Linked DNA regions of Homo sapiens: all the other regions are linked to region 2. Evidence: read pairs that join two places in POLR2A ChIA-PET (ENCODE). Cell type or tissue: OCI-LY7. All regions are shown on one strand.

Region 1 (2,500 bases), 110 kb after region 2:
GCAATATAACCTATGGGATTTTCAGTGTTCTAGGGGCAGCTCTGCCAAAAAAGGAGAATGTTTCCTGACTCCCCAAAAGCTAGAGGTCACCTTCATCATAAAGGGTTTTATTTATTTGCTTGTTTCTTTTAATCAAGACAACACCAATAGCAAGAATTTTATGGTCTAGGGATGAGCCAGTGGACTTTATGGAGCTAATGATGTTCCTTGGAAAATCAGAAGCCCACTCAACTATGTTGTTTCTTAGATTCATTCATGTATAGTCAAGCTGGGCTAACTGTTCTTACAATCCCCAAATTTAGTGAATTCACACAATAAAGGTGTATTTTTTGTTCATGTCATCATCCAATTCAGGACAAGGGGTCTCTGCCCCATTCAGTTGTTTGGGGACTCAGGCTTCTTCCACTTGGCTTCTTTGCCATGGGCCTTGGCGTCTTCTACTGGGTCATCTGCATCTGCCTGGCACACGGGGAGAGATGATGTGGAGGGTTGGTGTGGAGATTTTAGAGGACTATCCTGAAAATGGCACCCATGATTTCTGCACATGTTCTATGGGCCAGAACTCTGTCACATGGCCTCTTCTAGATGGAAGAGGCTAGGAAATGTAATCTAAAAGCATGCTCAAGAGAAAGGAAAAGTGGATTTGTTGGGCATCTGACTATTTTCTGCCACAACCTACCCATCCATCCACTTATCCATCTATCAACCTACTTAACATTTTTTTTTTTACACCTATTGTGTGTCAGGCACTTTGTTCATCAGGAGCTCACAGTTTCTGGGAAACAGGCTGAAAAAATGACCTCTACAATAGGGTTGGTGTTACAGGGAGATGTAAATAGGGCACTAGGGAAATATTAAAGAAGGAAAAACTCACTCTGCCTAGGGGTTGGGAAAGCCTTTCAGGAGTGAGGCTTAAACTGGACTTTGAGGAAGAAGTAGGATAGTGCAAGGGCATTCCATAGAAGGAACAGCATGGAGGAAGTCATGGAGTTGTGGAAAAGCATGATGTGTTTGAGAAATAGCTAGTAGTCCAGTGCAGCTGGAGGATAGAGAGTGTTGAGAAACTTCTCCCTCCCTAGGACTTTGGAGTGGCCTAAGAGGATGACTCCAGTCTTGTTGCCACTGGATTTGAATCTACAGTTCATTAGGTTATTATCTACAGTTTCCTGTTTCTTTGTTTCACATAGTTTTTGATCCTCATATGCAACAAACACCTGTCATGGGCCTGAGAATTCTCTAGTTCTAGGGAGAAGCAGAGAATGAAAAGTGGAACAGAGAAAAGGGAGGAGCCCATGTTTTGGTCCAATTCCCCTTGAAGTCTTAAGTTTGAATGTCATAGGTTTACCTTGAAATTTTATTGTGCAAGATTAACTAAATGAACACAATTGCTTTAACAGAATCTGAAGTAAATCAATATCTTCACCTCCCTCTGAAATAAATCAACAGCTGCTGAATATTTTAACATTGACCGCTCCTCTCCCAATTTACATAATTTTGTTATTTTTTATAAGTAAATTTAATGAGGGTCTGTTGGTAGTAAACTTTCTTAGTATCTGTCTATCTATCTATCTATCTATCTATCTATCTATCTATCTATCTATCTATCTATCTATCTATCTGGAAAATGTCTTTATTTAGGCAACAGACTAGGGACCAGGAAGGATGATTAAATATAGGCTCTGCCTCTCTGGTCTATAGCCTGCCTGGTGACATTACTTTCCATTTAGTCTCTCAATACATCTGTATTCTCTTTCAGTGACCATTTATATGAGGCTCTTACAAGTGCTTTATATTCTCCCATGCCAAACCTGTTTTTGATATAACATTTAAGTTAGGAATCTTTTGGAAAATCCTCAAAGAACTGTCCCTTTACCTAAAGGATACATCCAAGAGGCAGGATTGTGGAAGCTGATTTACAAACGGTGAAGCCAATGGAAAAATTGGTTTCTACAAGCCATAATTTAGATTTTACTACTGGCCTATCATTTTTGAAAATAAACCTATAATTGTGGAATATTTTTAGATTTACATTAAAGTTGCAAAAATACAAAGAGTTCACATGTGACTCTTACCAGATTCAGTTTCCCCTAATGCTTTCATTTTGTATTACTGACGTGCACTTATCAAAACTAAATATATACATTGATATGTTACTATTAACTAAACTGCAGACTTTATTTAGATTTCACCATTTTTTTCCCATGAATGCCCCTTTTCTGTTATAGGATCCCACTAAGGATATTATAACATTGCATTTAGTCATCCTATCTCCTTAGTCTCCGCTGGTCTGTGACAGTTTCTCAAAGACTGATCTTGACAGTTTTGAATAGTGCTAGTCAGGTATTTTGTAGAATGTTCCCCAATTTGTCCATTAGACAAATTGTCCAACAAATGGTTAGAGTGGGGTTATAGGCTTATGGTGAAGACTACCACACAGATGAATTACTCTTCTTATCACATCATATCAGGGGATACATTGGTCCATCATTTTAAAGACTCG
Region 2 (2,500 bases):
AGGTAGCTTTTCAAAACCACAGGCTTTGCATTAAGAACCTGGGTGGAATCCCTGTTCCACTGCTTCCTAGGGTCATGACCTTGGGGCAAGCTATATAACTGATAAAAACCACAATTTCTTCACCCACTTAATGAAGATAATAGTATCTTCCTGAGAGGTTGTAATGAGGATTAAAGGAAATATTGCACATGAACCAATTTTGCACAGCACCTGGCACTTGGTAGGTGTTCAATAAATAGTACCGATTGCGGTGGCTGAAGGCAGCCCCCAAGGTGGGAAGGCACATGGGATGTGTGGGGAGCAGTAAGTCCATCAGCTCAATAGCAAGGGAGTGCTTGAAAGGTTTGGGATAGACATCAGATTGTGGTGGGCAGCCTCAAGATAAACTGCTTAAACTTTATCAATAAAACAAAAAGTTTCTGGGCTCAGGAGTCACATGTGTTGTTGTATAAAAACCACTCTAACAACAGTGTGTGGTAGTTAGGAAAGAGACAACAGGAGCAGAAGACCAGTTAGGAAACTTCTTATGAGGAAGAGGAGATTTATTAAGCCCCTTCTTTTAGGCTAGGAGGTTTCCTAATACAGAATTATCTCTTTAATCTGCACAAAACCCCAGCTAATTATTATCTCCATTTCACAGATGAGGAAATGGAGGCTGAGACATTAAGTGAGCAAAGCTGGGATTTGCTCAACTGTCCAAGCCAGTCTATTCTGCTGCTTCCCACACACAGGAAATGCAGGCTGTGGCCCGTCAGGGCCAGTGAGGATACCAGCATATTACCTGGGTGGTAATATTGGCCATCCCAGAGAAGAGGGCAAGTTCTCTGCTGTTGCTATTTCTGTTAGGGGAAAGGCTCCTTAATGCACCCTCTTCCTGGAGGAGTAACCTTTGAAGAGCTGGTTTCTAAGGTGACCCGTAAGCTTCTAACCTCAGTGACAAGTTCCAGCCTCAGCAGGTTTAATATTTTCTGTTTGTTCTCTGGAAGGGAACAACATGACCCTTGTAGGTGAGACCACAGACCAGCTCTTTGTGTGTGCGCCCAGACAGGAGCCACAGTGGCCCAACAGGCAAGTGCAGCTCCTTTCTCTCTTTGCTCCTGGAAAGTGCTCTTTCACCGAGGTCAGAGCCCTCACTCAGCTCAGCCAGTCTTTGAAGAAGGTTCCCGGACTTGCACCGCACCTAACTGGCCGCAGATAAGTGGACCTAGAAGGGTGGGGAAGACTGGAGATCCTGGGGGCCCCTCTCTGAGGGTGCAGCGGGGTCTGGGGAACATGGTCTCCATTTGCACTATAAATCTTGTTTATATTCTGGTTGGCTTTGTTACAAAAAGGCAGAAGTGAAACTAAAATGTACTAGATACGCCACACATACACTATTTCAATTAACCCTTGAAACAACAATCAAATATCATCAGTAATAGCTAACAGTGGTGACCTTACGCCAGGTAGGCTCCTAATCACTTTATGTGCATTTTCTAATTTAATCCTCACAATATCCTAAGACATACATGCAATTATTATCCCTATTTGATGAATGAGGACACTGGGGCATGCAGCTACCAGGTGGCAGCTACTAAGTGGCAGCTCCAGTCATTGGGCCAGGGCGGCTGGACTCCAGAGCCTGTGGAGTGTCGATGCATCAGCTTCTAGGATAAGTTCAAGGGAGTTGAGGATGCTAAGAGGGAAGTCACACAAATACAAAGAGGAATAATTGGACTTTCTCTAGCTTCCAGAAAATTCAACCTTATTTCAATCCCTACCTACTTCAGATTCCACAGCATCCTTCCCATTTTCATTATTTTTAGCTGATAATCTATAACAATTTCAGTATTCTCCGTAATCCCCATTTGTGTAACTTCTGGAATGTTGATAGATTCCAAACCCCCATCTTCCTGCTGGTTTTATTAATAACAGGATCATTTTGACCCAGTGTCTAGAATTGTTCTCCTGTGACTGAATGCCCGTCTTGATAACTTGCCCAACACCTCATATCTCCTGAGCATGTAGTCCTTCTACCTGCTCACATCTGCTCATCTCGGCCTAGACCTTAACCAACTGCCTTCTGCTGAGCCCTTACCAGACTCCATGCCTAGCCTCAGTGGATCTACATACCTAGCCCATTCTCCCAGGTCTGGCCTGTCCCATCACCAGGCCAGGATTTATTCCTCCCCTGTCCTGGGACTCCTATAGGAGTCTGTTTTTTAATCAATGGAAGTAGTTAACTGAAGTTCAATTCATAGTAGCAGGGGAGCCTATGGGGGGTGAGAAAATGTTTACTCAGACCAAGCTTCAACCATAATAGCTTCAAATGGCATGGAAACAAGGAAAGGAACATGCCTGAGAAATTCCACTAATCACTTTTAAATTTCACTCATTCATTTTCCATTAATGAAAGAGGGGGAAAAAAGCTCAGAAATAAAGAGAAGCAGCAATGTAAACTGCAACCAAGTGTGGTTGTTGAAATCCTTCCCCTTAACCTTTCCATCTGGTACTGCAGATA
Region 3 (2,500 bases), 100 kb before region 2:
TCTCATCGCTTAGCTCCCACTTACAAGTGAGAACATGCAGCATTTGGTTTTCTGCTCCTGCATTAGTTTGCTAAGGATAATGGCCTCCAGCTCCATCCATGTTCCCATAAAATACATGATCTTGTTTTTTATAGCTGCATAGTATTCCGTGGTGTATATGTACCACATTTTCTTTATTCAATTTGCCATTATGGGCATTTAGATTGATTCCATGTCTTTGCTATTGTGAACACTGCTGTAATGAACATTCACATGCATGTGTCTTTATAGCAGAATGATTTATATTCCTCTGGGTATATTCCCAGTAATGGCATTGCTGGGTTGAATAGTAGTTGTTTTTAGCTCTTTCAGAAATTGCCACATTGCTTTTTACAATGGTTGAACTAAGGTACACTCCCACCAACGGTATATTTGTGTTGTTTACTTTACAACCTCGTCAACATCTGTTCTTTTTTGACTTTTTAATGACTGGTGTGAGATGGTATCTCATTGTGGTTTTGAAGACAGACATGCAACCAACAAGCATATTTTAAAAAGCTGAATATCACTGATCATTATGGATAAGCATTTTAAGTTAGATAACTGATAACAATTATATTCCTTATTTTAAATATAGTCATTGATATACTACAAATTGTATTTCTCTCTCTATGTTTGCCTATAAAATTTATTTACTTAATCAAAATGGTTGCCTGATATAATTTCCCCTGCAAAAGTTGTCAAAAGAATAATGTTATTGCCTTAGGCAGGAACTCAAGCACAAAGATAAAAAGCTGTATCTGAGTATTTGCTGTATTTTATTTGTTCACATTTAGCCTATTTGAGGTTAACACTACTTCATTTGACAGTTTAAAAATCATCCTGTAAATAGAATAAAAAACAACAGCAGCAATAGCTAAAAAAAGGACACAATGTATAATAAAATAAAGGAATGTGTTGAAAGAAATATTCCAAAGAAGCAAAGGAAATGAGACCATGATTATGAATTCAACAATCAGAAGAAAAAATCGTCCAACATCTGTAAAAAGCAAAATCATAACAGTAATAAAAAAGAAGCAAGAATTCAAAGTGCAGGTGCGCTAGCTTTCATTTCCACATCCATTCAGGAAATAGAGCATACTATTCTTTTATATAAAGTGACAAGTTCTGTTTTTAAAACATTCAGTTACATTATCTTGCAGATTTTTTTTCAGTTTACATTATCTCTACATTGATTTGATGGAAAGATGGTCATATGCGATATGTGGTATAAATTTCTTCAATCTATGGAGAATACGGAAATGGTAAAGTTGACTGTTTTACTTATGTTTTTGCAGTAAGAAGCTAAACATCCAGTATCAGAAGCATCAGTACTTTTACTCTTTCAAAAACAAAAGCAAAGCAAAAGCAAAAACCTGTCATGAGCCCTCTGTCTTTGCTGCTACTTTCAGATTCTCTGTGACAAAAGACTGTTACTTTTCACTGAATTCTAATGAGTTGACGTAAATAATCAGAACAATTTCTTAAATGCAAAATTGGTCTGGTATCTGTCTAAATTGGTCAATACAAGTGTTATTCTGGAATCATGTAAAAATCACTTACTTTCATAACTGTTTAGAACCCCAAATGTTTTCCCTTTGAAGGGGAACATCTGTGGAATATGATTTTGAATAGAGGACTTCTATGAAATATATTTCAAATCTTAAAAATATTTTTAATACTTCCTAAAGTGGTATAGGATTTACCCTCGCTGACTATGCCTTCCATTTAAGAACAGTCTTGCATTTGTGGCTTTTCATTTTCCTTACAGCTCTAATTTTATTTAAAAAGCCTGAATACACAAATGACTGCTGCCTTACTTAGCATTAAACAGTACTATTTTTTAAACCATGTATACAGCTCAACAGCAAGATTAATAAGTTATAATACACACATATCACTGACAGATTCATCTTTTTGTTTTTTAGAATTCACGAAATAAACTGTATTCTGGTAAATCCCCTCCCCGCAACAAGAGTGTAATGTACCTACATTGAGGTGTTTAAATATTTCTCCAACAGTTTTCATTGAATTACATTATGAAAACACTAGGCTTCAAGCCAGGTACTAATAAATATTTAATTTAAAAGAAAGAAAGAAAAAACTCAACACAGAAGAACATAAAAAATCCCTCCCCTCCCTCTCCTCCCACTCCCCCGGGAAGGCGCCCGTGTCAGCCGGACATGGCCGAGATTTCATAGTCACTGGCCGAGGTGAGGGGCTTGCCCATCATCCGGATGTTTTTTGCACTGGTAATCCTGGCCATCATGCACACGGGCTTGTCAAAGTACTTGACCAGGGCAGGCTCAGTTAAGAGGGAGGCCAGGAACTGCTCGAAGGTGATGGCCCAGTCCCGGTCCAGGCTGGTGCTCCGGGGCAGTGCCGCCGTGCCCTGGCCGCTCCGCACCAGGACCGTGTCCTCTCCGATGTCCTCGCAGTGCAGCTTGTCCTCCTCGTGGGAGCCGGCACTCAGCACCGAGTA

What was found. ChIA-PET counts read pairs that join two places held together with the same protein. Peaks named below come from ENCODE experiments on the same cell type or tissue, not always from the same donor. Only the 100,000 strongest peaks of a DNase experiment are listed, where the experiment ranks them.
Region 1: POLR2A ChIA-PET joins it to region 2 with 17 read pairs; 3 of 35 experiments call an interaction of 5 or more read pairs at or near these places.
Region 3: POLR2A ChIA-PET joins it to region 2 with 13 read pairs; 3 of 35 experiments call an interaction of 5 or more read pairs at or near these places.

The regions. Positions count from the first base shown.
Region 1 is chr4:140,828,840-140,831,339 of GRCh38, forward strand. No RefSeq gene overlaps it. Among named protein-coding and RNA genes, the nearest start is that of TBC1D9, 74 kb to the left of the region's middle. In OCI-LY7, no CTCF peak of the experiment used is centred here; a DNase peak (open chromatin) is centred at 1,222; H3K4me3 peaks cover 1,666 bases; H3K27ac peaks cover 2,076 bases.
Region 2 is chr4:140,719,873-140,722,372 of GRCh38, forward strand. All of the region lies in intron 1 of TBC1D9 (TBC1 domain family member 9), which reads right to left. Among named protein-coding and RNA genes, the nearest start is that of TBC1D9-AS1, 9.0 kb to the left of the region's middle. RefSeq lists an enhancer at 1,077-1,136. In OCI-LY7, no CTCF peak of the experiment used is centred here; DNase peaks (open chromatin) are centred at 759 and 1,329; H3K4me3 peaks cover 1,910 bases; H3K27ac peaks cover 2,198 bases.
Region 3 is chr4:140,620,004-140,622,503 of GRCh38, forward strand. TBC1D9 (TBC1 domain family member 9) reads right to left here. Exons shown (of 21, transcript NM_015130.3): 21 at 779-2,500. The coding sequence ends at 2,192. Among named protein-coding and RNA genes, the nearest start is that of UCP1, 52 kb to the left of the region's middle. In OCI-LY7, no CTCF peak of the experiment used is centred here; DNase peaks (open chromatin) are centred at 1,088 and 1,368; H3K4me3 peaks cover 2,105 bases; H3K27ac peaks cover 2,500 bases.